Linked DNA regions of Homo sapiens: region 2 is linked to region 1. Evidence: read pairs that join two places in POLR2A ChIA-PET (ENCODE). Cell type or tissue: PC-3. All regions are shown on one strand. Each heading gives the region's core, and the rest is flanking DNA. Links, peaks and the distances in the headings are about the cores only.

The links. ChIA-PET counts read pairs that join two places held together with the same protein. Peaks named below come from ENCODE experiments on the same cell type or tissue, not always from the same donor. Only the 100,000 strongest peaks of a DNase experiment are listed, where the experiment ranks them.
Region 2: POLR2A ChIA-PET joins it to region 1 with 5 read pairs; 2 of 35 experiments call an interaction of 5 or more read pairs at or near these places.

The regions. Positions count from the first base shown.
Region 1 is chr21:45,591,112-45,606,427 of GRCh38, reverse strand. LINC01694 (long intergenic non-protein coding RNA 1694) reads right to left here and starts at 12,774. Exons shown (of 2, transcript NR_146912.1): 1 at 12,720-12,774; 2 at 3,372-10,037. All of the region lies in intron 1 of LOC107985485 (a long non-coding RNA gene), which reads left to right. RefSeq lists silencers at 5,407-5,607, 9,379-9,673, 15,257-15,316 and an enhancer at 10,218-10,719. In PC-3, for the core only: no CTCF peak of the experiment used is centred there; no DNase peak of the experiment used is centred there; H3K27me3 peaks cover 1,950 bases.
Region 2 is chr21:45,833,488-45,848,803 of GRCh38, reverse strand. The region is part of intron 4 of PCBP3 (poly(rC) binding protein 3); the gene reads right to left. It overlaps PCBP3-AS1 (PCBP3 antisense RNA 1), which reads left to right and starts at 12,385. Exons shown (of 3, transcript NR_038876.1): 1 at 12,385-12,518. RefSeq lists enhancers at 11,158-11,701, 12,772-13,279. In PC-3, for the core only: no CTCF peak of the experiment used is centred there; a DNase peak (open chromatin) is centred at 9,343; H3K27ac peaks cover 1,312 bases.

The sequences.
Region 1 (15,316 bases), core at 5,435-9,434:
GAAACGCCTGTGCAGCATGTGACTGCACTGAATACTGCAGGCGACTGTAACGCGGTGGCATTTGTGTATCTAAACGCCCGTGCAGAGTGTGACTGCACTGAATACTGCAGGCGACTGTAACGCGGTGGCATTTGTGTAGCTAAACGCCCATGCAGCGTGGGACTGCACTGAATACTGCAGGCCACTGTAATGCGGTGGCACTTGTGTATCTAAACGCCCGTGCAGAGTGTGACTGCACTGAATACCGCAGGCGACTGTAACGTGATGGCATTTGTGTATCTAAACGCCCGTGCAGCGTGTGACTGCACTGAATACTGCAGGCGAGTGTAACACAGTGGCATTTGTGTGTCTAAACATAGAAAAGGTACAGTAAAAATATGGAATAAAAGAAAAAAGTAGGGAGTAGTGACATCAGTGAAACAGCTGACTGGAAGCCCCCAGCACTGGTGTCCCTCACAAAGACCCAGAACAGTAAACAAGCCAGGAAATGGTTTTTTTTGTTTTTTTGAGATGGTGTTTCATTCTTATTGCCCAGACCAGAGTGCAATGGTGTAATCTCAGCTTACTGTAGTCTGTACCTCCCAGGTTCAAGTGATTCTCATGCCTCAGCCTCCCAAGTAGCTGGGATTACAGGCGCCTGCCACCATGCCTGGCTAGTTTTTTTGTTTTTTTTTTTTTGTTAGTAGGGACGGGGTTTCACCATGTTGGCCCGGCTGGTCTCAAACTCCTGACCTCAGGTGATCTGCCTGCCTCAGCCTCCAAAAGTGCTGGGATTACAGGCATGAGTCACCGCACCCGGCCATGAGCCATGAAATGTTAATGAAAGTCCCCACAGAGAGCTCCAGAACACATCAGAGGAGCGACAGCAACCCTGGCAAGCCCAGAAATTCATGACAGTCACAAAAAGAACAGAAGGAAATGCCGGGCCCCTGGCACCCCATCCCCTAACCAGGGTCAGCTAGAACCCAGGAAAACACCTCCCTTCAGTGAGGAGGTAATCAAGAGGACCCCAGCAGACCCCACCAACACCGTGGACACCCACCGCCCTCACCCTTGGGGTCCCTTGCAGTCCTCACAGGCACGAAGCCCAGGGTGGAGTGAGCTGCCTGGAGGCCACACCACTGTGCTCCCGCCGGAGAAGGAATCGACACTGTGCCTGCCCCCGTGGCCCTCGCGGTGCCCTCTTGGAACTGGAACTACTGCTGGAGTGTATCTTGTTCCTGGGGTAGCAGCCCCAGCTCCCCTTCACCCCTGAAGCTAAGCCGCTGCCCAACCACCCCAGCCCAGTGGCCCCACATCCCCCAGCCAAGCTGCAGGCAGCTGTTACACCTCCTCTGTGGGGCCAAGCAAAGGTGGGGCCACTCCACTACCCGCTCTTGCCCCCTCAGGCTGGAGCTAAAGCCATAAACGGCCTCCAGGGAAAACAATACCTTGGCTGCTCAGAGCAGTCATGCCTCCTGGAACCCAAGCTGAAGAAGCACTCTGCATCCAGGGAAATGCCTGGGCCACCCAGGACAGTCCCGTCCCTCAGGCCTGAGCGGAAGCGACACACCACCGCAAGGGGAATCAGTGCCCTGGCTGAGCTGACGCAGTGCCCTACATCCCAGAGAAACAGAGCAGTAGCTGAGCCCAGACATCCCACCTTACAGGCCGAACAACTCAACTGCCTGCTTCCCTAGAGCTGAACTAGCCCCCTAGAGTCTGAGGAATCCCCCTTGCTAGTCTTCCCATTATGGGGAAAATGAGACTAGAAGAACCCCAACAGCCTTTGAACTGAGGATGTTAACAGCCTACACTGTCCCCACCAGTGTCACGAACTTCTACAACCTAGGCTGCTGACGGGTCCACAGTTATTGCTAATGTTGAACATGGCTGAAGAAGCTGCAGAGACTATACCACTGCACTGATCCAGAAGCAGTCACCATACCCTTCCCAAATGGCACACTAAAATCCACTGCAGGTAAAAGCCTTTCTGTATGAAAGCCACTCTAGAAATTTTGAAAGAAGCAATTGTTCCACCAGATACATAGACATCAACACGGGGACACAAGAAACATAAAAAGACGAGGAAACATATCACCAAAGGAACAAAATAACTCTCTACTAACAGGCCCCAGTGAAGAGGAAATCAACTAACTGCCAGAAAAGGTATTCAAAACAATAATCTTAAGGAGACTCAGTGAGATACAGGTAGATAAGATAATTCAACAAAATCAGGAAAACAATTCATTATGTGAACTAGAAATTTAACAAAGAACTAGAAATAATAAAAAGAGCCAAATAGAAGTCCCATACCTGAAGATTTCAAGCAATCAAATAAAAATTACAATAGATAGCTTCAACAGCAGACTTGATCAAGCAGAAAAAAGAATTTCTGAACTTGAAAACTGGTTATTTGAAATTACCCCATCAGAGAGAAAAAGAAATGAGAATGAAAAAGAGTGAAGACAGCCTACAAGTATGTAACACTACTAAGTGAACAAATGTTCATGTTATGGGAATTTCAAAAGTAGAAGAGAAGGAGAAAGGCAAAGAAAACCTATTTAATGAAATAAGAGCTAAAAAATTCCCAAGTCTGGGGAGAGATATGAACACTGACATCTAAGAAGCTCAAAGTCCCCAAGTAGATTCAACCCCAAAATGTCCTCTTACAGGCACATTATAGTCAAACTTTCAAGTAAAAGACAAAGAATTCTAAAAATGGCAAGAGAAAATCATCAAGTCACATATAAGGGAATCCTCATTAGACTAACATAAGATTTCTCACAGAAACATTACAGGGCAGGAGAGAATGAGATAATATATTCAAAGTATTGAAAGAAAAAAAGTCAGCCAAGAATACTATACTACATATTCTTCAGAAATGAGAGAGAAAAAAAAAATATTTCCCAGACAAGCAAAAATTGAGGGAAATCATCACCATTAGACTGATCTTACAAGAAATGCTCAAGGGAATCCTACATCTGTGAGTGAAAAAATGACAATCACTATCATGAAAACACACAAAAGTATAAAACTCAGTGGTAAAGCAAATATCCAAAACAGAAAAAGAAAAGAATCAAACCTTATCACTACAGAAAACCACCCAACCTCAATGATAAATAATGAGAAGGAAGAAAGGAACAAAGAAACAAAGGATATACAAAACAATCAGAAAACAATTAACAAAATTATAAAATAAACCCTCACCTACCAATAATAATCCTGAAGGTAAATGGATGAAATTCCCCACTTAAAAGATACAGACTCGCTGAATGGATTTTTTTTTAATGACCTAACTATATACTGCCTGTTAGAAACTCACTTCACCTATAAATACACATACAGACTAAAAGGGAAGGGATGTAAAAAGATATTTCATCAACCCAAAGTGAGCGATAGTAGCTATATTTCTATCAGATAAAACAGACTTTAAGTCAAAAACTACAAAGAGATGAAGGTCATTATATAACGATAAAGGGACTGACTCAGCAAGAAGATATAACAATTGTAAATATATATGCACCCAACACCAAATCATCCAGATATATAAAGTGAATATTATTAGATCTAAAGAGAGAGACTCTAATATAGTAACAGTTGGGGTCTTCAACATCACACTGTCAGCCTTCAACATATCATCAGATAGAAAATTAACAAATAAGCATTGGATTTAAACTATGGTTTAGACCAAATGGACCTAACAGACATTTACAGACCATTCCATCCAACAGCTGTACAGAATATACATTCTTTTCCTCAGCACATGGAACATTCTCCAGGATAGACCATATGTTAGGCCACAAAACAAGTCTCAACAAATTTAAAATAATTGAAATATCAAGTTTCTTCCTCTCCTCTCCTTTCCACTCCTTTCCTTTTCTTTATTTTTAAGAGATGAGGTCCCACTCTGTTGCCCAGACTGGAGTGCAGTGGCATGATCACAGTTCACCAAGCCTCGAACTCGTGGACTCAAGTGATCCTCCCTCCTCAGCCTCCCAAGTAGCTGTGACCACAGGCATGTGTACCACATCTAGCCAATTAAAAAAAAAATTCTTGTAGAGGTACAGTTTTGCTTTGGTGCCGGGGCTGGTCTTGAGCTCCTGGGCTTCAAGCAATCCTCCTGCCTTGGCCTCCTAAAGTGCTGGGATCACAGGCATGAGCCACCATGCCCAGCCCCAGCTAGACTTTTAAATTTTAGCCCTGCTAGTGTGAGTGTCATGGCGTCTCATCTCTGGTGTGATTTGCATTTCCCTGATGAATAATAATGTTGAGATCCACGCTGACCTTTGATCTCATTTCCAACCTCTGGTGAGCTACTTTGAGAAAAACAGGTAAAATTTGAGATGAGAACAGCATAGGGAGGAGTGTCCATGAGGGGAAGAGTTGAACCTTGGAGTCGATTTGTCATCCTGTTCTTAGCCACCTCAGAGCCTCTGGAAATCCCAAGCTGGAGTGCCTGCTAGGGTCTCACAGGACATAAGGGTGCCCCCCAACCCCACCTGCCCCCTGCTGACCAACGGCTTCCTGACCAAGCCCAGTGGGTTAAAAGAGGATGGTGGATGAAGGCGACGTTTCTGAGAGGGCACTTTGATAACGTCTCTCTGGTCCAAGTGGCCGGCTGGGGAGGGGGTGTGGGAGGAGGTTCACTGTGTGGGTCCCATCAGTGGGGATGGTGTGGGTCATGTCACCCTTGCTGTGGGCCCTGGGGACCCTCCTCTAGGGCTGCTCAGACCCATCCCCTGCCAGGTCCCAGGTGGGGCTGATGAGGCCGTTCCACTGCCACACAACATCTGCATCAGAGACCAAAGTAACGGGGCTCGAGGCGGGACTGGCTGGCTCTGCCCAGTGCACCATATAACAGCACGGACAAAACTACACAAATCCCAGCTGGGTACAGTGGCTCACGCCTGTTTTCCCAGCATTGTTCGAGGCTGCGGTGGGAGGATCACTTGAGGTCAGGAGTTCGAGACCTGCCTGGCCAACATGGTGAAACCCCATCTCCACTAAAAATACAAAAATTAGCAGGGCATGGTGGCACGTGCCTGTGATCCCAGCTACTCGGGAGGCTGAAGCAAGAGAATCACTTGAACTGGGGAGGCAGAGGTTGCAGGCAGTGAGCAGAGATCACGCTACTGCATTCCAGCCTAGGCAACACAGCAAGACTCCATCTCAAAAAAAAACAAAAAACAAAACAAAACAAAAACAAAACCAAAAACCAACTATGCGAATCCCCATTAAACACAAGCAGCTGAGTCTGCTTTGCACTCCGTGTCAAGGTCAGGCTGCCTTTGGGGGCCCAAAGAGACATGGGCTCCATCCAGGGATTTGCTTCCAAGAGAGGCCAGGTCCATCAAAACGTTGAAGCCTGATCCACCATGGAGGCTTCTTGTCAATAATTTTCTTTCCTTTCTTTTAAATGCTGGTGGAAACATCTGTGTCTCTCCCACCACTTTGCCTGATGTGGACAGTTTCCAGGTACTTGAGGCTGCTGACGCAGTCACTCCCTGCCCTGGAAAGAGATACTGCTGAAGGATGTTAGGTCCTTTCCTTAAGATGTGCACATATTTAATTGTGGAAAAGCATGCAGTGATTGCCTGTTTGTGAGGTCTTTATGGAGGACTCTGGTCTTGGCAATTCTGGGGTCTGAGGAGGGACAAGTTGGGCTCAGCCACTTCCTCTCAGCCAGCATCTGCTGCCCAGCCATGCTTGAGGTATCTGCCGTGTCTGCCACAAGCTCAGAGAGGAGAATCAGAGAGCCATAGTGGAGAATGCAGGGATCTTGAGCAAACCCATGTCCTCTTCAGCTAACAACTCTCCTCTCCTCCCTTCACGGAAACAGCTCTCAGATTGGTCCTGAATCTGAGGTTGACCAAGGAGCTGTTTGGGGGACACCAGGTGTCTTGGACGATTTGTGTTGGGAGGTTGGGTGATTTATAAAGAAAAGAGGTTTATTTGGCACACAGTTCTGCAGGCTGTACAAGAAGCATGGTGCCAGCATCTGCTTCTGGTGAGGCCTCAGGAAGTGTCCACTCATGGCAGAAGGCGATGGGAGCAGGTGCATGCAGACCATATGGTGAGAGAGGGAGCAAGAGAGAGTGGGCAGAGGAGGTGCCAAGCGTTTTTAACAATCAGTTCTTGTGAGAAGGAATAAAGCATGAATGCATTCATGACCGCGAGGACAGCACCAAGCTCTCATGTCCTAGGCACCTTCTGTCAGGTCCCACCTCCAACATTGGGGTTCAAATTTCAACATGAGGTTGGGGAGACAAATGTCTGAATTATAGCACCAGGCAGGTGCCATCACAACGAGGGTTACAGGCTGGTACTCCCAGCAGCCTCCAATGTCAGGAGGAGGCAGTGCCAGGAGACGAGGCTTGAGAGGGTCTCCAGGTGCACGTGCAGGTGCTCTGCCATCTCCATGTGACCTGCAGACGGAGGAAGAGAGGGTCCCGCCTTGGGCAGGTGGCTCAGCTGAACATGCCACTCAGCGTGTGTAATTGGGATTTGCATAGGTTTTTTTTTTTGAAACGAAGTCTCTCTCTATTGCTAAGGCTGGAGTGCTGTGGTCCAATCTTGGCTTATTACTGCAACCTCTGCCTCTCGCCTCCCAGGTTCAAGTGATTCTCCTGCCTCAGCCTCCCAAGTAGCTGGGATTACAGGATGGATCCTGGTGCATCACAGGTGGCCCTGGAGAAAGTGGAGGCAAGGTCCTCCTGGAGGGAGGCGTGTGAGTGTCAGCGTGGTCTCATCCAGGCAGGGGCGGCCTACAGATGGGATGGGGAGCAAAATCATGACTCCAGCCCCACGGGAGTCTGAGGAAGGAACACATAGGTGACTGGGAGGGGCCAAGCTGCATCCACCTTGCATGATTGTCAGCCTCCTCCCCAGGCTGTCCCAGGAATTGTTCCAGGGGCCATGGCAGCCCAGAGGGAACAAGGCATAGCGTGGGCAACATGCCCCTCTGTCCGCCAGGAGCAGCCAGGGCCATGGGGGCCTGGGACAGTGGGTCGCACTGGCTTCTCCGTCCTGGAGGGACTGGAGTCACCCTTGCTCTGGACACGGACTCGCATTCCCTGCCTAACTGCCCTGCTGTGGGCTTCTGGCAGCTTCTTTCATGACAGCGTCACCCAGGCTCGGAGGGAGGATCCAGAATCAGGTGGGCTTGCCGGCTTCCCGGAGGCCCAGCGTGCAGCCAGCTGGGGAAAGCACAGGGTGCTGGGTGGTGAAACTTGACGCAAATGACCTGCTCAGGGCCAGAGCCATCCTAGCCAGGGAGCCCGGCCTCGCTGCTTTCAGAAGTTTTAGCCAAGGGAGTGAGGACTCTACCAGGAGACGCGTTAGGTCCCCACAGTTGAAAGCTGAGGGTGACCGTGAGCATTCTGGGAAGTGCGTGCCACTGGGGGAAGGTCCCTGCAGACGTTACTGTGGTTCCCGGGTGACCAACCCTCACTATCAAGATGCTGCCCTCTTGCCTACATTCTGGGGGGAGCCCCCTAACCAGATCCCTCAGTGGGGATGGTGTGGGTCACCTCCCTCTTCAATAAACCCTTATCTGCAAAGCCTTGAGAGGGTGCAGACGCTGCCCCTTGTGAGGGCCCAGCTGCAGGAGCATAGCCAGAATACTGTTCCCGCCCCAGGACCCATGTGCAGCACGCCGACCTGATCCCGCCCTCCCCCCTCGCCGCAGCCATAGTTAGGGTGCTCTGAGCCAGTGAACTTTAGGGTACATCCCAGGATGCCAGATGCTGAGAAGGGAGATTGCTGGGACTGGCAGAGAAATGGGCATCATCTGGAGTCCTGGACTGGATTGGGGGGACCTTTCTGGCCCCCCAGTAAAAGAAGGGCTGACCTGGTCTGGTAGGAGTATCTGGGAAGAAGTGAACAGTGCTGGGCAGTCAGGGGATGGCTGTTGTCACTTTGGTCAGACTCTCTTCCCATGCTAGAAGAATTCTCATGGTCTGTAGGCGGGAGCCCAGGCAAGCCTAGCAGGAGACAGGCAGGCAGGGCTCCCCTGCACCTTGGGGCCAGTGCAAGCCCCTTCCACGCCGCTGCAGGCTGCTCTGGGTGTGCTCTGGGTGATGCCTGTCGGGATGAAGGGGTTCCCTGAAGCCCTGGTTCCACCCTGAAAGCCCACGCAGCTCCTTGCCATGAGCACAGGGGTATCAAAATACTGCTTCTGATTGCGTGTCCATGAGCAAGACCAGCACTCCAGGCCATGAACCAAGCTTGTCCTGTGGGTCTGTGTGCTTGCTGGCAAACTGCCAGAAACGGCTCCAGAGTAAGAAACAAAATGCCATGGGTTCATTTTCCCCAATTGGGATTTTGTTTTCTTCATATAGAACCACGGATTATAGAAGTGACACTGATAGCAAACCAATCTTTGATGTCTACTTGGAAGATGCAAAAAGACAGCAGGTGGGCAAGGCGCAGTGGCTCACACCTGTAATCCCAGCACTTTGGGAGGCTGAGGCGGGTGGATCACCTAAGGTCGGGAGCTCGAGACCAGCCTGAACAACATGGAGAAACCCTGTCTCTACTAAAAATACAAAATTAGCTGGGCATGGTGGCGCATGCCTGTAATCCCAGCTACTTGGGAGACTGAGACAGGAGAATCACTTGAACTTGGGAGGCGGAGGTTGCAGTGAGCCGAGATCGTGCCATTGCACTCCAGCCTGGGCCACAAGAGCGAAACCCCATCTCAAAAATAAATCAATAGGCCAGGCGCAGTGGCTCATGTCTGTAATCCCAGCACTTTGGAAGGCCGAGGCGGGCGGATCACGAGGTCAGGAGATGGAGACCATCCTGGCTAACATGGTGAAACCCCGTCTCTACTAAAAATACAAAAAATTAGCTGGGTGTGGTGGCAGGCGCCTGTTGTCCCAGCTACTCGGGAGGCTGAGGCAGGAGAATGGTGCGAACCCGGGAGGCGGAGCTTGCAGTGAGCCGAGATCACGCCACTGCACTCCAGCCTGGGTGACGAAGCAACTCTGTCTCAATAAATAAATAAATAAATAAATAAATAAAAAGACAGCAGGTGATATGGTTTGGACCTGTGTCCTCTCTGCACAAATCTCACCGTGAAGTGTAATCCCCAACGTTGGAAGTGGGACCTGGTGGGAAGGGATTGGATCATGGTGGTGGTCCTTCACAAGTGGGTTAGCGCCAGCTTCTTGGTGCTGTTCTCATGATAGTGAGTTATCGTTAGATCTGGTTGTTTCAAAGTGTGCGGCACCCCCTCTTTTTCTCTCTCTACTGCTCCCATGTGAGACGCCTTGTCCCGCCTTCACCTTCCACCATGACTATAAGTTTCCTGAGGCCTCCCTAGAAGTGGAAGCTGCTATGCTTCCTGTAAAGCCTGCAGAACCGTGAGCCAATTAAACCTCTTTTCTTCATGAAGTGCCCAGTCTTAGGTATGTCTTTATAGCAGTGTGAGAATGGATGAATGCACGAGGTCTTCAGGACAAGCCCGATTTCATTGGTTACGAGATGCATGTTTTTCATTCTAGCCCCCAGAGACCTGGATACGTTGCACAGATGCTGACAGCAGGTGGCAGTGTGGAGCAGCGGTGTGACACCTGCAGGGCCCTCCGGGGACACCACATAAGGGCAGCCACAGTGTCCCGGAGCCCATGCAGTGTGACAGCCCCAGGTAACTCTCCAGCCAGCACTCCACCCGTGGAATTACAGCCGACTGAAGCACCTCTGCTACATTCGTCAGCTTGATAAATGTCCAAGGAATGAACCAAGCACAGGGACCATCTCTTCCGGTAGCTTCTCACCATCACACACACTTTGCAGGGCCGAGGGCTCTTCCTGGCCCATATCTAGCACCTAGATATTTTATTCACTTATGTTTTGAATATTTCATGGGTCCTTCTCCCCCAGAGGCCTCAGAGCACTCCCAGAATTGGAATGGAAATACACAGTGTGTCCTTGTCAGCTGTCCGGGCCGCCGCGTTCAAAGGGCAGGACATAGTAGCTTCTGCTCAAATTAGAATGATCTGTCTCGTCAAGCGGAAGATGGTTGTTGAGACTTTGTGTCTTTAAAGTATTGCCTAAAAAAGCAAGATTAAATGAACGCATGAATGCTTGTGCAATACGGCAGGAAAATCCCGGGGGTCTGCCTGGACTGCTCGCCCCAACCCTCTCTACGCGTGGGTTCTGCTGCAACATCGAGGAGAGAGCAGGGGGTGCTCATCTCCAGGCCATCGGCAAAGATGTCAGACTGTACTTGTCCCACAGGCCTGGCCGGCAACAGCAGGGTCTCCCCCAAGTGGGGCTTGCCAGCCGCACTGCTGCATGTGGCTTTGGGAGGGCCTGCGGGAGCCTGCTGGTCCCCATGGGCCTGGCAAGCATCTGCCCTGGTAGACTGAAGTGCCCCCAGGCCCTGTGGTTAGTGGAAGCCTGCTGGCCCCTGGAAGATCTGGGAGAGGAGAGCTGGACAGCTCACCCACCACGGCCAGCATGAAAGGCAGCTAGTAAGCCCCCCTGCGCTGTCAGCCTCTGCTCAGAAGTCTCTGGAGTGGTGTCCAGGTGCTGAGGGGGTGCACTGATGCTGCACTGATGCTCAGCCAGGAGCAACTGGAGCAGAAAGCAGCAGTCATGGGAAGATGCCTCAGATCACACACATGCACATGTGCACACACATGCACAGATACATGCAGACAGACGGACACATGCACAGATGCACATGTGCAGACGCACATGTAGATGTGAGCACACACATGCAAAGACACACACACCAGGCACATGCACACATGCACACAGGAGCGACTGAAACTTACAATAAAGCACGAACAAGTCTACGGTTCCATAGGCGTAGCTCTGTTCCAGCAGACGCTGACCAACTCTCCCATTAAAAACACAACACAAGCTAGAAAAAACTATCTTAAAATGTCTGTTCGAAATCAATGAAGAACTCCTAAAGCAGTGACAATTTTGGGGGCCAAGGTCTGAAAGACGGGGAAAGTAAGGATGATGGGCTGATGCTTGGGGCGGCGTGGATCCGGGCTGACCAATAACTGGGGAAGCAAAAGCTGAGCTGAGCCATGGGAGCCGGACTCAGCTCTCAGCACTCATGGGGCCAAAGGAAACAAAGGGGCCCCGAGAAGCCCCTCAGCTGTTGGTGGGAACCCTGAAGGGGAATCAGCCTGACCCCACCCTCCCAGAGTCTGCAGTTGGGTCACAAGGGCCTCCCTCCCTGGGTGACCACAGGAGCGAGCGCCACTCGGCTCCCTGGAGACGGCACCACTGGTGGCCTGAGACCTGTCCTATGAACATCTGTCACTCAACCAAAAATGCCAAGGGTACAAGATGAAAATCAACCAAAAAAGGTGAAGGAGAAGAAGCAATGCAGAGAAGCTGCAGAGGAGTGGAGGGAGGTGGCCCCAGGCAGGCAGGGGAGTGGGAGGGAGGTGACCCCAGGCAGGCAGGGGAGTGGGAGGGAGGTGACCCCAGGCAGGCAAGGGAGTGGAGGAAGGTGACCCTGGATGAGCAGTGGAGTGGAGGGAGGTGGCCCCAGGCAGGCAGGGGAGTGGGAGGGAGGTGACCCCGGACGGGCCGGGGAGTGACCACCCAGAGACCGGCACCCATGATGAGGGGCTCTTAGGGTGGAAAGGAAATGACCCCCCAGGGTGGGGTGGGAGCTTGGGGATAAAGGAAGGAACGCAGACCCGGGAAAGGGAAGTGAATAAAGAGACGCATACATGGTAGAAAATAATGATAATGTGTCCGGCACGGGGGCTCACACCTGCAATTTCAGCACTTTAGGAGGCAGAGGCAGGAGGATCACTTGAGCCCAGGAGTTTGAGACCAGCCTGGGCAACACAGCAAGACGCTGTCTCTACCAAAAATTTTAAAAAATTAGACTGCATGGTTGTGTATGCCTGTAGTACTGGCTACTGGGGAGGCTGAGGTGGGAGGATTGGTAGAGCCTGGGAGTTGGAGACTGCAGTGACCTGTGACGGTGCCACTGCACTCCAGCCTGGGTGACAGAGCAAGACCCGAAAAAATGAAAAAGAAAATAATAACAATAGTGATTTCCAGAGTTTGACATGCAAGTAGAGTTAAAATACATAAGAACAACAGAACAAAGGGTGGGATGGAATAAAGGGGTGATGTAAATCTTTGGTGGTCTGGTAAGAGATAGCAGGAAGAATTTACACTGGACTTTAACATGGATAACTACTGAATGAACAGTAATTCATAACTGGCAGGCTAAGAGAGGATAAACATGGAATAAAAAATAATCGAAGCCACGAGGAGAAGAAGGAACAGGGAACAAGTAGGAAAAACAGAAAACAATTCATAATGCCAGAATTCAAACGCAGATAATGGAATCAAAACAAAAGAACCAGAAAGTTCAATTCAAAGATAAAGATACACTGGATCCTGCAGGAGACACACCCTCAATGTAAGGCCACAGAAAGATAAATGGAAAGGGAGGTCTGGAAAGCTGGGGTGGCTGCATTAACACCAAGCAGAGGAACCACGGGCAAGGAGCTCAGCAGACCAGGGTCAGCTGGTGGCATGGGGCCCAGCCCACGGGAAGATGCCAGCCTCAAACTACAGAAAACAAAGTTGCAGAGTCCAAGAAAGAAGAAGAGAAATCCACAATCATATAGAAAAATTTAAAACATCTCCTGGTCACCAATAAAGCATGTGTATTAGTCCCTTTTCATGCCGCTGACAAAGACATACCCGAGATTGGGAAGAAAAAAAGGTTTAATTGGACTTACAGTTCCACATGGCTGGGGAGGCCTCAGAATCATGGCGGCAGCAAGAGAAAATGAGGAAGAAGCAAAAGCAGAAACCCCTGATAGGCCCATCAGATCTCGTGAGATTTATTCACTCTGGCGAGAATAGCACAGGAAAGACCGGTCCCCGTGATTCAATTACCTCCCCCTGGGTCCCTCCCACAACACGTGGGAATTCTGGGAGATACAATTCAAGTTGGGATTTAGGTGGGGACACAGCCAAACCATATCAGCATGCAAGGAAAATACTAGCAAGAGTACGCAGTATTTGAATCAATCACCTCACTGATGTTTAAATCACTGCACGTGACAGGCGCATCCCAGGGCAGAGCAGCCGCCAGTGCTGAAATGACGGGGCCATGGGGTGATGGGACCGTGGGGCGACGGGGCTGTGGGGCGACGAGGCCGTGGGGCGACGGGGCCGTGGGGTGATGGGGCCGTGGAGTGATGGCGCCATGGGGCTTCTTGGGGGTACACCCTATGTAACTGGAGAGGATGAAGTGAAGTTACAAAGTCATTTACTTGGCCCATGCCCTATGGAGAGGATATTTCCTGTGGTAGCTGAAGTGTGAACTGCCTTATGCTCCCTGCCTCCAGACCCAATTTTCCTGCCTCAACAGGCGCAGGTTTCCCTGTCAGCCCGCTCTGCACTCCTGCACTCCTATCTGATCACCGGGTGTTATCTTTAAATCACTGTCAGATTTGTGTAGTGATTTCTGTAAGTTTAGATTTTTGCACCCTTGTTCCCAAGCAAAATTGGCTGATGATTTTCTTGTGCTGTTGACGGGGCCCCCGTTTGACCTCATCCAGACCCTATGGACGGGTGGCCATAGGCGGGCCACGGTTGACTGACGGAAATGTGGACGCATTGTTTTCCTCTATTTCAAGCACTGTCATCGTGAACATCCTTGTGCATGTGTGTGTTGTATGTCCACCTGGTGTATTGTGTGTGTGTTACCGAGAATTCTGTGTTCGGATGGATTTTTTAACCGACAAGATCCACAGAGCCAGAGCTCTGAACCAGCAATCTGGGTTCTTGTGACAGTGAGCAAAGAACTGCAAACACCAAAATGTAAGCTTAAAACAAGGTTGATTGAAATTTCCAGTAATACTGTCTCAGAGGGTGTGCAGGCTGATTTCTGAGAAGTGACATCAGCACCTGGTTACAGAGCTCAAGGTGCTTCTGTGGGGTGTGAGAAGTAGCTGAGGTTTGGGCTGAGTGACAGGCTGATGTCATTTGGCAGCTTATGGTGACACAGCTAAAATTAAACTGTGCATATTTTTACCCATAATTCATTAAGAAAAGCCCAGTGTGGGGGGGCCACATGTAAATGTTATTACAGTTTTAGGTCACTGGGCACATGCTGCTCTAGGGATTTCTACCTGTGCCCTGGTTTCCCCTTCCACAGGACATGCTGGCCACAGGTTTCACTTCAAACTCCGTCCCTCATGGTGGAGTTAGGGCGGGCTCGGGGCTGAACTTAGGTGGGCCAGGGGCTTAATGACAGCTTCTCTGTTCTCCTTTTTACCCTCTCCCAGCTGCTGATGTGTGTCTAACTACCTAACACGTCTATGTGGTGTGTTTTTTTGTGTGTGGGTGGTGTGCATGGTATGTGTGTCTATGTGGAGTGTTTTGTGTGTGTGGTTTGTGTGTGATTTGTGTGTCGACATGGAGTGTTTTGTGTGTGTGTGGTGTGCGTGGTGTGTGTGCCTATGTGGCATGTTGTGTGTGTGTGGTTTGTGCGTGAGTTGTGTGTCGATGTGGAGTGTTTTGTGTGTGTGGTGTGCGTGTTGTGTGTGTCTATGTGGCCTGTTGTGTGTGTGGCTGGTGCGTGATTTGTGCATATGGTGTGTTGTGTGTATGTATGTGTGCGTGGTTTGTGTGTCTATGTGGAGTGTGGGTGTGGTATGCATGGTGTGTATGTGGTGTGTTGTGGGTATGTATGCGTGTGTGTGGTTTGTGCATAGTGTGCATGGTTTGTGTGTCTATGAGGTGTGTGTGTGTGGTTTGTGTGTGGTGTATCTATGTGGCATCTTGTATGTGTGTGGTGTGTGTCTCTATGTGATGTGTTTTGTGTGTGTGGTGTGATGGTGTGTCTATGTGGCGTGGTGTATCTGTGTATCTGTGTGTATGTCTGTGGAGTGTTGCATGTGTGTGTGGTTTGTGCATGGTGTGTGTCTATGTGTAGTATGTATCTCTGTGTGTGTGTCCATATGGAGTGTTGTGTGTACCTGTGTATGTGTGTGTGTGCCTATGCGGAGTGGTATGTATCTGTGTGTGTGTCTTATGTGGAGTGGTGTGTATCTATGTGTGTGTCTATGTGGAGTGTTGTGTGTGTCTATGTGGAGTGTGTGTGGGTGTCCATATGGAGTGTTATGTGTATCTGTGTGTGTGTGTGTGTCCATATGGAGTGTTGTGTGTATCTCTGTGTGTGTGCCCACGCATGCAAGGGTTTCTCGGGCAGGGCCTGGGAGGCGCGTCCCAGGCTTGGTGCGCATCTGCCCCGGGGTCCCCACGCGGCCGGGCCCTATAACGACCTGGAAATGCTCCAGCGCCTCTTGCGCGGGCGGGACACCGG
Region 2 (15,316 bases), core at 7,151-11,150, 240 kb before region 1:
GGCACTAAAACTTCTTCAGCTAATGGAACTGAGAACTCCCACCCAGCGCTGCAGTCCAAAGCAAAATGAGTAAAAGCTGAGAAACAGAAATGAAACACTAAAAACACCAGGAACACAAATGTACAGTTAAAACAAAAAACTGTGAAATGAGAATTAATTTAACCCAGGACAGAAATGAAAGAGAATGACACAATTAGCCTAGAAATGAGACTAAGTTACAAGGTACCAAAAGAGAGAGATTCAGCTGAGTGTGAGGCAGGACAACAGAAGGAGGCAGGGAACAGAAGGCTGATCCATCCAGGCTGACTCCCTAGAACTAAATCAAATGAAAGCTCCTCAGCAATGACAGGGATGTGAACAGCTTTGCAACTGCACTTCACCCTCTCCGTTCACGGCATTTACCCTTTGTAACTTCATATGCATCCTCTCCATTTATACAGACCACACACTCCAAGTAGCATCCTCTCCATTTACAGTAGGGTGCATTCTGAGTAAATGACTCTGACTTCACTTCATTCTCTTCATTTTCATAGAATATTCGCCAAGTAACCAGGGGAAACCTCTAGAGTATCGAAACCCCAGAAAATTCTGTAAGCTCCTGAGTCCCGATGGTCAGGCTGCTCCCACACCATGGCGTGTACTTTCGTTCTCAATAAATCCCTGCTTTTGCTTTCCTTGCTTTGTTTGTGCGTTTTGTCCAATCCTTTGTTCGAGATGCCACCTGGACACCCTCTACTGGTAATGACTGCATAAGGAACACTGCAGGAGGACTGAGAACATCAAAGAGAACATGAGGCTGACCAAGAGGTGAGAGACGCGCAGAGAAGCTGCCAGATACAGAGCCCAGGCCAACAAAGACCCAAGAAACAAAGACTGGAGTTCCCAAAACAGAAAAGCAAAACTACGAAACAGACCTAATACTTAAAATCCTAGAAATGTTCTTAGGAAAAAAATAATCGACAAGTTGAAAGGCTCATCATGTACTTGAACAAACTGACCCAGAACGGTGGCCCTGAAGGCACTCCCCAGTAATGATTACAACTGAGAGAAAATTCTTTGGGACTCCAGGCAAAAAGACCAGCTTATTCACAAAGGGAAGAAAATCAGATGGGGATCGGACTTCCTGACTGCAATGTACAAGGTAAGTGAACAGTGGAGCAATTATTTTCATAAACTCAAGTAAAAATAAAGTGTGACCAAAGGATTTTATGTCAGCCAAACTGTCCTTCAAAATTAAAGCTCTAGAGAAATAGTTTTAAATAGCTAAGAACTCAATGAACACTGTGTTTCCAGGCCCAAACCCACTACAAAAGAATCTTCCTCAAGCCAAGAGACCACTGGGAAATTTGACATAAACAAAAATAACAAATCTGTTGAGCACAGACTAAAAGAGAAAGTGAGGGTAAGGATGGAGGTGGGCTGTGAAACAGCTTCTTATCGGGAAGCATGCTGTTCTGCAAAAGTAAAAATACAGCAAATAAATCAGAGGTAGATGAATCAGAAAAAAAGGAATGTAGAATAAGCTCATAGACTGAAGCATGAAAAATAGGTGGGAGAAAAGAATCCCACCAGACAAGCCAAAATAAAGAGGTCAGAGGAAGAAACAAGGGACTAAGGGTGCAATGAGAGGTGTTATTTATAACAGTAGCCAGCAGAACAAAACACAGACCTTCCTAAATGCCAAAAACAACAGAAAAAAAAAGCAAAGACACAAACCACATGTAAAAAATAAAAAGATGCACAATAAATAAAACACAACACACACATTAAATACAGGAGCAAGTTATGTGGCAGTTGGGACTGGACATACTGGTCCTAGCAACACATGAGTAAATGTAAATGGTTTTGGCCCTGTGAAAAATTTCCACTTGGCTCACAAAGCCAGCTCTGCTTTACACAAGAGACATGACAATTGCCAAGTGATTTGAAAAGGCTCAGTGTCAAGGAATGAGCAGAAGCACGTGAGGCCAGCGCACCAGGCTGAAGAGCAGGGATTGCAATCTCCCTGTGGGACAAGGTCCAGCCTCACCTCAAAGCAGGAAGCAAGACCAAGAAGGGCACTTCTTGATGCCGGAGGACCCAGTGCGCGGCGAAGCCATATGAGTTAAGAATCTGCTAGAACCCCAAACACGGAAGCTGGCTTTATAATGCAGAAACTATAGATGTTGGGGAAAGAAACAGAAACCTAAGAACAGCAATCATTAACACATGACTGTCAGCCATGGCAAGGTAAGGGGTCAAAAATAACTCAGCATGACAGAGAGCTAGTAACAGGAGGTAGGTCTTAGGGACATTACATCAAACTTTGTACTCCAATAATAGAGATTATACTTTCTTCTTAAACATACTTGAAACATTCGTTAAAAAAAAAAAACAAACAAAAAACTAGCTTGTATTAGGGCACAAAGAAAACCTCAGTAAGTTACATGAAATAGAAATGGCACAGACAGCAGACAGCAGTCTATGCTAACAATGCAAGACCAGAAAATAATGAACTTTAACCAAAGGCTATTTCCTTGGTAATTTATATCATTTTAGAAACACCTAAGGGGAACTGGTTCATGATGTATATCTATCAATATAGTTCTAGATATCTCCCTAACAAGTCCCTAAATTGGTAAGGAACCCCATGAGACCAGACATCGAGAGAGTGACATGACAGAACGACACATTCCTGCAGTGACCCGCCTCTTCCAACCTCACGCACACGCCCAGGGGAGCCTGAGAGCAGGCCCCTGATGGAGCTGGATACAAACGAGATGGAATCTCCACGTGGAAATGCTCTGCAGCTCCCTTTTCAGTGGGAAACACAGCTGTTTAGGAAGGCAAGGAGACAGAGGAGATGAAGGAGGCATGGGATCCCCTTCCTCACCTCTGGCCTGCTCTGGCTGTGAGACCCCGGGAGTAACAGCAGAGCAATGGCTTTAACATCTTGCTGAACATGCTGAACTGGCTGCCACAACAGATCAGCTTCAAAGGCAAGGACCCCAAGGGTGTCACATTCCCTCCTGGGCACAGTCCAGACAAAAGCAGTGCACTCAGCTGCAAACTACACACATGCATACACATGGCAAAGGCACACACTCACATACATGTGCAAACGGGTGCTTAAGCAGCTCACACACATGCATGCACATGGCAAAGGCACACACTCACACATGTGCACACGGGTGCTTAAGCAGTTCACACACATGCATACACACGGCAAAGGCACACACTCACACGTGTGCACACGGGTGCTTAAGCAGCTCACACACATGCATACACACAGCAAAGGCACACACTCACAAACGTGTACACGCGGGTGCTTAAGCAGCTCACACACACACATACACAGGTGAAGGCACACACTCACACGTGTGGACACAGGTGCTTAAGCAGCTCACATGCATACACATGGCAAAGGCACACACTTACACACATGTGCACACGGGTGCTTAAGCAGCTCACAGCATTAGCCAGGCTCTTAAGAAATGGTTTCAGCTTCACCAGAAGGTTTCAAACCTCAGACAATCACAAGGCAGCATGCTGTCTCTCTGTAACATTCTCCTCATGCCTCTCAGCATCAGGGAAACCGCTTCAGACAGGAAACCATGACTTGGTAAGAGATCATCTGGTGGCAGGTGCCCCTTGCTAACCAAGGCTGGTTAAGATGAACAAAAGGCATAAGAGAGCAGAACTGTCAGTGACCCCTCCGGAGGTGGACTCCTTGAGAATCCAGGTATGGTCCTTTTAGGGAGAACAGTTTAGAAGATATTCAAGCTGATACCTTAAATCTCTGGGGTACCCAGTAAAAAAGTCTAAGAATTCATAAAAGGAAGCTTCTGATGAATGCAAAATTTTGTTCAACCTTAAATAAAGCATATATATATGTAAACTATATATATAAATAAAGCATATATATAAACTTTATATACGTATATAAACTTCATATACGTATATAAAGTTATAACTTTATATACGTATATGAAGTTTATATATAACTTTATATATATGTATATAAACTCAGACCCAGTCTTCTTCTTATGAATCTGCCTGGAGAGGAAGAAAGAAGAACCATGGTTTCATATGTACCAGAGTTTGGACCCTAACGTTGCCACTTTTGTGGGCTAACACCCAGAACTATCTCCATTCTGTCACATCTAAGATGAGGAAGCCACGCTGCCCTTGTGGTGCGCGTGGAACCATGCCGCGGGGAGCACCATTGGCAGGGAGCACCAACACACAGTGCTCACAGAGGAGCGGGGAGACCAGCCTGCCTACCATCTCCATTACTTCTGCCACACAAAATCCTCCAGCCACGCTGAATTCTACCCTGGCAGGTGTCCTGCGGCTGCAACAATGCTGGAGGGAGGGTGGAGAATGTGACCCCAGGGCTCCCTCACCTTGCGCTGGGTGACATCTGGACCATGTGAAGGGCTCTGGAGGGCAGGGCAGCACCACCCACCCCTGCCACCCAATCATAAGAGTCCTTAGGTGCTGGGGCACCTCCCACCCAACGTGTCTATGCTCCATGCAGCAGTGTGCAAGACCTCCCTAAAGTGGGGCTCTCACCAAGACGGCAAAGCATTTCCTAATGCAGTGGGTCAATCGTCCGGCTCAAAGGGCAGCCTTGGAGCTGGACAGACCAGCCCAATGAAAAACAAGCACGGCCTTGTCCGCAACCAGACTGCTGGAGCTGGGGCCTGCAATTTTGGGTAGAAACACTGAGAAGAAAGACTGAAAGAAGGTCAAGGAGAGAGACGAGCATTAATGGAGGAAGAATGCTACAAGAAGGAGCAGTGAGGTCAGAGGTCACAGGCCCCAAATCGCCCAACTGGTGGGAGATGCCAACATACCTCTCTCCTTTACAGTTCACACAAGTATACCCCACAAAAGTAATAAAGATGCAGAATATATTAACAGCACAAACAACATGATAGTGCGTATGTGTGTCTGTGTGTATATAAAACCCTGTACCTGACAAGCAGAGGTAACACATTCTCCTAAGGCTCTCAGAGAACAAAACAAAAATTGATAACGTTTTAGTTCATATTGCAGGTTTCAACAAATGTTGAAAACATGGAGTCCACAGAACATATCTCCTACTCAGTAGGCAATTAAATATCATTAGCAAAAGATAACTTTACAATTCCCTTGGACAAAACACTTTTTAAATGTTTCCAGATAAGAAATAGATGAGATCAGAAAACAGACCTCAACAATAATAAAATTATTGCATGCCAAAATTTGTAGCAAACAGCTGCAACAGAACTCACAGTAAAGTTTATAGCTTTTAAAAGGAGTAAAGAAACACAAAATTAGTGAGTCACGAATCCCATTTAAAAAGTTAGAAAAAGAACAGAAAGTATCCACAGAAAGTGGAAAGGTAATAATAAAGAAAAGTTCAGAAGTTAAGCAAAGAAACAAAGGCAACTGAGAAGATCAGTAAATATAAAATTTGGTTCTTAAAGTCTAAATAATATACAACCCTCTGATGAGATTAATCAAGAAAAACAACTGCGAAGGCACAGGGGATAGTAGTCACGTAAAGGAAGCCATGCCTTCTGGTTCTGGACAGGATGGAATAGACACCTCTCTCCCTATTCTTCCTGCTGAGCACAGCCAACAACTCTGGACATTACATGTGGAACAAACAGAAGAGAACCCTGAAAGCTGGAGGGAAGAAGGGGGACTGGCTGGGCCCTTGGGATTTGGAGAATGACACAGCGGTGAGTTCGCTATTCTTTGGGTTTCTTATTTGTTTGTTCGTTTTGTTTGTGCTTCCTCCTCTATATTTCAGACAGGGCACTGGAAAAGCAACTGAAAAATGCCAAAGGATACACACTGGAAAAAAACAGTCTCAAGAAAATTCTCTCTAGGGAAAGGGATGGGAAAGGAGGAACCTATTAGGTCAGAAAGCATCTGAGAATACCTGCCCTGCTCCATGCACAGGACAGGACGCACACAGCACCCTGCCCGGTCAGAGGGGCTGAGCTGAGAGCCTCGGCTTCCACTCCCACCCAGCAGTACCAAGCACCCTTCTCCCCACCGGTGGTGTCCCCAGGATCCAGGGAGGAGCCTGGATCTCCACCCTAGCTTGCTGGTAACAAGACATCCCTTCCCCATGGTGTCAACAGAGGCCGAAACAGAAGATTGATGTAAGATTCAGACTATCATAACATAATAACCTATACTTCCAGGACACAAACAAAAATTATGTGTCGTGCCAAACATTAGGCATACCTCAACATGAAAGAGAAAAGAAAATCAACAGAGGCCAACACTGAGATAACAGAGATGCTAGAATTCCCTTACCAGGATTTTAAAGCAGCTTCACTGAGCTTTCTATAGACAGGCTCAAACCAAGTTTCCAAAAAAGCCTGAACAAATAAGTAGGCGATATGGAGAACGAACAAACAAACAAACAAACAAAATAAAAAATGAAACAGACAATCTCAATATCCCTACAACAATTAAAGCAATTGAATTTATGATTTCTCACACCAAGTGGGAATCTAGGTGAATATCCTGAGAGCAAATGGAGAAACTCCAAATCGTACTTGTAGTCTCCAAGTTCCAGGAAAGCAACAAGAAAACACAACACAACACAACAAAAAAGAACTATTAAGGAGTTCACTGGAAATTTAAGCCATACTGAAGGGCCTAAGTCCTCAAGTATCTCAGAAATACACAATGAAGATTCACTTCTGCACAGAGAATCGCCTGGAAGAAAACTGCCCAAAGCAAAACACAAATTCAGCTAGCCTGGAACACGAGGTATTTTTGTATTGAAAGTGCTAGAGAAAGAGAGATCCAGAGGAGGTGAGCCCCAGCACATACTGGTGACAAAGGGCAGTGATTGAAGGCAACAAACAGCTCAGCGTGGAGAGTGAGAGGCTGTGCGTCTCTAGACAACAGAGTCAGGGAAGGGAGCCCTCCTGAGTTGGAAGTGATTTCTAGAGACAGAAGTGTCCACACACACAGGCCTCAAACATATTTCACCGTAATAACAGAGAGACCTCTTGGTTGCTGAGGCTAGGAATGCTACTTTGGCTCATTCCCAATTCCTCTACAGAAAACTTTCTCCTAATAGTCCAGGAAGACTCTTATTTAAAAATGGGACACAAAGAATTATGATCAAATCCCGTATGAGAACACTACCAAAAAGAAGTAAAAGTATGATAAATAACACACTAGCAGATAATGAAAATATACCAAAAAACTATGGACACAAAGAAAACGAAACTCATAGCGTAATATGTGAAACTGAACTAAAAATTGAGAAAATAACCATCATTTTAGAAGAACATAATTTAAAATAGTATTAGAACATCTCAGAAGTGGAATGGCAAGAAAACAGGAAGACATTTTACTATTGACAGAACTCACGAACCAACTAGATTTTTTTTTTCAGAAATGAAAAGTAGAAGAAATGTAAGAGTAAGGAGACATCACAGAAGGCACAGGAATAAAACAGAAAGAAGAGAATGAAAATAATTAAACAGAAAGAGAGGTAAAAAAGGTTCAGGAGAACATGACAGACAAAAAGACAGGCAAAAGAGATCCAACATACATACAACCGCGATTCCTGCTGCATCTTCCAAGAGCGTGGGGAGACACACAGTCCTGCGTTAATGACGAGAATACGTTCTGAGAAATGCACTTTTAGGTGATTTCATCACTGTGCAAATATCGTAGAATATACTTACCCAAACCTAGGTGAGAGAGCTGACACACCCAGGCTAGATGGTATAGCCTATTGCTCCTAGGCTACAAAGCGGTACACAACACATGACTGTACTGAATACTGTAGGCAACTGTGACACAGTTCTATGTATTTGTGTATCTAAACATACCTAAACAACATAGAAAAGGTACAGTGAAATATGGTATAAGAGATTTTAAAAGGCCGGGTGCAGTGGCTCACATCTGTAATCCCAGCACTTTGGAAAGCTGAGGCAGGAGGATCAGCTGAGCCTAGGAGTTTGAGACCAGCCTAGGGAATGTAGGGAGACCTCAGCGCTACAAAAAAATTTAAAATTAGCCAGGCATGGTGGCACATGCCAGCTATTCAGGAAGCTAAGGTGGGAAGACCACTTGAGCTCAGGAGGTCAAGGCTGCAGTGAGCCGATAATAAAATGGCACACCTGTCTAGGGCACTTATTATGAATGGAGCTCACAGGACTGGAAGTTGCTCTGGTGAGTCCATGAGTGAGTGGTGAGTAAATATGAAGGCTTGGGACAGGATGACTACTGTAGACTTTAGAGATACTGTACACTTAAGTTATCCTAATTTTATGAAAATATTTTTCTTTCTTCAATAAATTAAATTAGTTTACTGTAACTTTTTTTTTTTTTTTTTTTTGAGACAGGGTCCCGCTCTGTCACCCAGGCTGGAGTGCAGTGGCGCAATCTCAGCTCACTGCGAGCTCCGCCTCCCGGGTTCACACCATTCTCCTGCCTCAGCCTCCTGAGTAGCTGGGACTACAGGCGCCCGCCACCATGCCTGGCTAATTTTTTAAAATTTTTTTTTAGTAGAGACAGGGTTTCACCATGTTAGCCACGATGGTCTTGATCTCCTGACCTTGTGATCTGCCCACCTCGGCCTCCCAAAGTGCTGGGATTACAGGAGTGAGCCACCGTGCCCAGCCTACTGTAACATTTTTACTCTATAAACTTTTAAATTTTTTTATAGTACTTAGCTTAAAACACACACACACAAATTGTACAGCACCACAAAATATTTTCTTTATATCTTTATTTTATAAGCTTCTTTCTATTCTTAAAATTGTTATACTTTTATTTTTAAACTTTTGGTTGAAAACTAAGACACAGGGGTAGGCGTGGTGGCTCATGTCTGTAATCCCAGCACTTTGGGAGGCCGAGGCAGGTGGATCACTTGAGGTCAGGAGTTTGAGACCAGGCTGACCAACATGGTGAAACCCCGTCTCTACTGAAAGTACAAAAATTAGCCAGGTGTGGTGGCGGGCGCCTGCAATCCCAGCTACTCGGGAGGCTGAGGCAGGAGAACTGCTTGAACCTGGGAAGCGGAGGCTGCAGTGAGCCGAGTTCGTACCACTGCCCTCCAGCCTGGGCAACAAAGTGAGAGAGACTCCATCTCAAAAACAACAACAACAACACTAAGACATAAACACACACATTAGCGTAGGCCTATACACAGTCAGAATCACCATGGCGTAAAGCAACATATTTAAGATACTAAAGAGAAAAATGTGAACCAAGGATTTTATGAAGCCAAATTACCTTTCTCCTGTGAAGGCTACAGATAAAAAGATATGACTCCACAAGAACACAGGAAATATTTTTCTGATGAGCCCATCCTGAAGAACATAATATAAAATGGGGTTGGGCCAACCACGAAATAATTGGAGAAGCTTTGTCATAAGGTATGGTGGTAAGTGTCAAACACATTTAACTACTGAACTAGGACTAAATGATGGAGTTAAGGGTGACAGGATAATATGTAACCATTAAATGTGCTTAAAATAAAGTTAATACACTAATGAAATGGGAGGAAGAGGTGGGAGAACAAACAAAAATTAGGAGTGGGAGAGGAGGAAGAAGAGACTTCTGGCTAATTTTAATACTGCTTATAACAGTAAGTCAATAGAAATTATGTAAAAAGAGGGGTTTATGTGAATTATATAGAGAGTGATAATATAAAGCCAAGAAAAAAAATACAAACCTTCCTAAAAGTGAAAAGAAATATGAACATGGAGGAAAAGTTTACTAAGTTGAAGAATTCATGTATGCACACATTTGTTCATGTTTTCGAAAAGAAAAAATGGAAAGATTAAAAAACTTAAAAGCTACTTACAGGAGAAGGAAGGGAACTGAATGGAGAGAAAGGGAGGAAAGTGAGACTTTTGTGAATAGCCCTTGCAATAATTTTGACTTTAGAATCATGTAAATGTTTGTATTTTACATAATCAAATGCAGGAATTTCAGTTGAAGCTATAACCACAGAGAGAAGGACTGTAGGCACTGACCTTAAAACACAGGAATCTGACTGCATATCCTCAAGGGAATATATTATACAGACAGAAAAAAGTGCAAAGAAATATATTGCTCTAAATTTAGTCATTAATCATAATATTGGTATTATTCTCCAAACCTGTTATATATTTACTTAGGCTAAAACAAATAAGTAATCATGGTAATGATGAGAGAAAAGAAAAACTAGTATAAGTTTTAAATTTTTAAGTTAAAATAATGTAATCTTAAATATGATTTAAAAATATTTATCTTAATTTTCTCTTCTTTTAAAATTACAAACATTTCTTATTTCTGTTCACTAAATTATAAAAAATCAATGACAACCCAATTGCAATAAGCACTCCTAATACTCACGCTGTGGTCTCTAAATACTACTTCCCAAATAGTATTATTATTATTATTATTAGAACAAAAACAGGTCTCCCAAAAGAGTTTGATTCCAGGTGGTCTGTGGAAGAAAATATAAAAGGTAAGGTGGGAACACATACGACAGAAGGCAATAAAGCCATCCAAGACTGATGTGGTTACATCAGAAAGCGAGGGGAGCCCAAAAACTACAGAACAGTTTGAGTAAAGAAATGGCAGCTGCACTGGCCAAACTCCACTGTGTGTATAACATCCACCAGTTAACAATGATGCTTCACAGGGAGAGAAAAGCAGGGAAAGACACAAATTCACAGGACAACACTGGGGCTTCCAGAAACCAACTCATCGCAGTGAGAACAACTGAGTGCAAAGAATGAAGCATCTATCCTGCCTTTCTGGCATGAACCATAGTTTAGGTAACCAAACAGCCCTAGTGGATGAGGCAAACGTTATTCCACATAGATGAATCCCAACTAATAAGTACAGAAAGAACAACACAATTAGAAAATCACCGTTCTGCAGCCCCTAATGTGTACTGCATCCAGGCAATGACCATCAATGAATATTGACAGCAAGCTGCAAGGCTGGTGGGGAACCCAGCAGTGGCGGATCAGGCTGACCCCCTAAGCTCAATCCTCAGTCTCAGCACCAGTGAAGGAGCGGCCAGACCACACGCCTCATCATGCCATGCGGTGCAACGTGCAGTGCCACCTAGGAAGCTCGCTCGCCTCACAGGAAAAATAAATCTGAGTGGAATCGCACCTCAGACCTACCAGGGCAAATATGGGGTTGCAGGTGGGCTCTGCACCATGCCAGAGGAGGCAGCCAGCCAAATCCAGAACGCAGGCATTCCACACAGCCGCTACCCCCAAGAGGCAGACAACCCAGGGCTACAGGTAGGCCTTCGACATGAAACCGCCCGCAGGAGAATTTCCACAGGCACGTAGCCATGCCCTATAACCTGAAGCTAGGGCGCCGTGGCCTGTTCTCACAGCGCCATCCCTAGGCTCCAAGAGCCAGCATCCTGGGAGCTCTGCAGCGCTGTGCTGCTGCCTGTGGCTTGCACACAGATGTCACATAACATCATTTCCGCTGGAGGCACATGCCTGCCCAGATTAAAGGGAGGGTCACGATCCCCTCCCTGGCGGGAGGTGCATCAAAGTCACAGCACAAGAGCATGTGGAACGGGAGATACAGACCACAGTGAAACGTTATTTACATTCACTGCATTGGCAAACATTCAGAATGTTGGTGGACTGTAGATCATCCGTGGCGCTAACACGCTGCTGGGGGATGGGAATTGGTACCCGCGCTTTGAAACAAAAACTGACATGGTCCTGAAAGTTCCTGAAAGTTCACCTTTCACAGACTTTATGATGCAGCAATTCCACTTCCTTAAACCAAAAACACCTCATGTGTGCACCAAAAGAAACACACAGGAATGTCCACGGAAGCATCACTCACAATGGCAAGCGAGCCGCATGACCCTGCTGGAAAAACAAATAAATGATGCCTATTCACACACTGGAACACTATGCAGCCAGGCACACAAACTGCAGCTCTGCCCAGAAACACATACCAACCTAAGACACCTTGTGTGTGACTAAACAGAACAGGTTTGGGAAGTCTATGTAGGGACTGATGTCACTTTCTAAGAGTTCAGAAACAAGCAATCATGTGTAATAAAATAAAATTATTTTAAAGAGAAGAGATGAGAAAACAAAATGCAGGATCACGGTAAAGAAGAGGAAGCACCCACGGCAGCATGGGTCATCTCGCTTAGCCTGGTCCTGGGGTCACGGCTGTTCATGAGAAAGCTATGCTCCGCAGCTCACGTTACGTACGTGTCATATGCTAATTCTCATGTCACAACATTTTAACGAATATACTGGGAAGTGCAGCCAAGTACTGCAAGCAGAGGAGCCGGCACACGTGATCCCAGACCAGGCAGCACTTACAAAGGATGGCAGGAAGGCCAAGACGTTGTCACGGAGATGAGGCCCAGCAGGGCAGGAAGGCATGACCAGCAGGCCTGGCTACAGGCAGCAAGCACCAAACCCCATTCCAGATGCCAGGAAAGGCACACACAGGCCTGGCGCAGGTGGGCTGTCTTCTGGCCGCTCCCTGGGTGGACTGGTCTTGGAGACTGGACGGTAAGGACTGGGGAGAGTCAGGGTCCACTTTGGAGGCAGAATTGGGAGGGTTTGAATCAGATGAGTAAGGAGGTACCAGGAAGGGGTCCAAGGTTCCTTCTGTTTGTATCCCCCACAGGTCTGCTGACATCGGCCCCCAGAGAGGGGCAACCCACGGCCAGGAAAGCAGACCAGGCAGCCCCTCTGTAAGGCTGAAGGAGGAGCTACTGTGGGTGGCCTGGACTCCTTGTCATCTCGGGCCCCACGTTGCCCCTCTGGTGATCAAGGACTCACAAACTTCTTGCTCATATTCTGAAAGATGGGCAGCTTTTTGTTTGGTGAGGTTACCATGCCTGCGGCCACAGCTTCCCCTGTGGAACTGAGATCCAGACCCCGCCAGGCCTGGGGCCTGTTCCCCTGGGGCTGCCGTGACACTGGCTTTCTGCGCTCTCCTCTCCCCAGGGCATAAGGCCCAGACCTCCTGCGGGTCAAGCTCAAGACCCTGGGCCCAGGGTCTGCCTGTCCCTGGCCCAAGCTGGCAGGTGTGGCCTGGATGAAAATGGCTCAGGAGAAGCTGATCTGCTATGCAGCCTAGTCTGCCAGAGCCAGGGTCCAGGCCCATGGGCAGCTCACAGGGATGTGGGGCCACGCCCAGGCTCTGTCTTCCTCACGCAGGGGCCATGTGGCAGGACAGGCCCAGCACACCATGTGAGTGCCCAGAATGCTGAGGCATATTAGGTTTGAACCCTGGAACTGTGTTTCTGCCTCTCTGACCTCTCAGATGCACAGGGACTTGCAGAGGGGCTCCTTAAGGTGCTCCAGGTCAGTGCCGGCTGCGGCCAGGAGCTGACGGCCGGCAGGGAGGTGTAGAGACCCGGGGCCAGTGTTAAAGGTGCTACGGCCACTTGGCTTTGCTGTGACCCCCGTGCACAGGAGCACCAGACTCCTCTCTGCCAACAGGCCACAGAGCAGCTCCGGTGCTGCTAAGCCTCCGGAGTGGGGCGAGTCTTGTGCAGGAGGCTCCCAGGCAGGTCCCGGGGCATGAAGTTTAAACAGGCCCCACCCACACTCCTGGGAGCCTGTGTAGGCCCCGCCCCCGGGGCCCAGGGCAGACGTGGGCTATTCTCTGTCTTGGCTCCCCTCATCTGGCTCTCACCTCAGGAAAAGATGTACCTAACTCCTATGATTCCTACATCCTCATAAATGAACCCACAGGAACCTGTGGCTCTGTGAGTGGGGAGCAGCCCCCGTGTCAGCAGAGGCTGCTGCGGCGTTCGCGAACCGGCCTCCCAAGCTGCCCGCGTCATTCAGTGGCGCTGCCCACCCCGAGCACGGGTGGACACCGCGCAGAGTGACATTTCCAGCAGCGCTTTGAGGGACTCACGGTGCCTCCCCATTCCTGCTGCCGCAGGCCTCCCGAGCTGGGTTGTGCACTCAGCGCTCAGAAGTGGGCATTCCTGGGCTCTGCCGAAAAGCGTGCCAGGTGAACTCGGAACTCACCTGCTGCTCTCCTCTAGAGGCAGCTCCGAAGTCTGCTTTGTCCTTTTAAAAACCTTTCATACCACCTCCCTCGTGGGCCCCCTCTGAGAGACGCCTCTGATTTTTCAGTGGTGCTTCCTTTGGAGTCTATTGGCCTACTTCCATCTGCACGCCATCTCACAGGTGCTGCTGCCTCTGAGGCGCTGGGCTGCACCCTCACAGTGCAGCACTCGTGGACGTGGTGGCCTGGGGAGAGCAGGGCTGTGGCCGTCTTCTGTTGTGAGGCCAGCACGAGGACCTCTTTGGCGGGCACGGGGACAAGCTATGCTGGGCAGTGGCGAGGAGGCAGCTGGCCCCTCCCAAAGCACAAGCTGCATGGGGACGCCACCCCTAGACAGTCACAGCACATGCTGTGCCTTGGAAATGGACATCCTAGCTAATCACAAATTTCGGTCAGCCTCTAGGAAAGCATTTAGTCATTCATTCACAACTTCCAGTCCCTGCTCTAACACGCGCCCTGGTCGGAGGGCGCTCTGACGGCTGGTGACAGGACACGACACTGCCAGGAAAAGAAGCTGCCAGCCGGGCTCCAGGCACTGTGCGGCATCTTCCTGAGAGGCCTGCTTGGCCTGGCCTTGCTTGGAGTCTGGGCCCTTGACAACTTCCACGTAGACCCAGACTCCTGGGCCCCGTGGACTCGTGAATCGGTGGCAGTCTCAGCCTGTGGGGGTGCTGGCCAGCCCAGCTCCTCCCTTCCCTACCCAGGACATGTCCTGGCTCAGCCCCCAGCCTTCCCTGTGCTTGGCTTTCCTTCTGGTGACCAGATAACATCCACGCCATCCTCAGAGGTGGTGACAAGCACAGGTGAGTCAATCGCCAACATGGTCCAAATTTGTTTCCAACATTTAAAAAAACAGAAGATTTCATATTCAAATATGATTTTATGACTTTAAAAGGGAGTCAGGTGTTCCCTGAGCTCCTGCCCAGGCAGGCAGGACTGCAAGCTCCTCCCAGCAAGGTGGTCCCTCCGTGACCCTGCCCTGCATGGGGCCACAGCAGCCACCTGTGGTCTGCCCAGAAACAGACAATCCTTCCAGAGCTCTTAGCCCCTTAGGCCTGGCCTCTGCCACTGGCACTGGCCACTCACATTCATGGGCGCATACACTAGGCCTGGGCACCATCCAGTCGTGCTCAGGGGGGTGGCCCGTGTCTGGAATCCTGGTGAAGCAGAAACACCCTCTGTCCTGAGAAGCCCTTCTCCCCTCCTCCACCCACTCTCCTGACATGGGCAGCACCTCGGCAGTTGGCTGGAACCAGACAGTCTTTGTGAATAAGCTGCC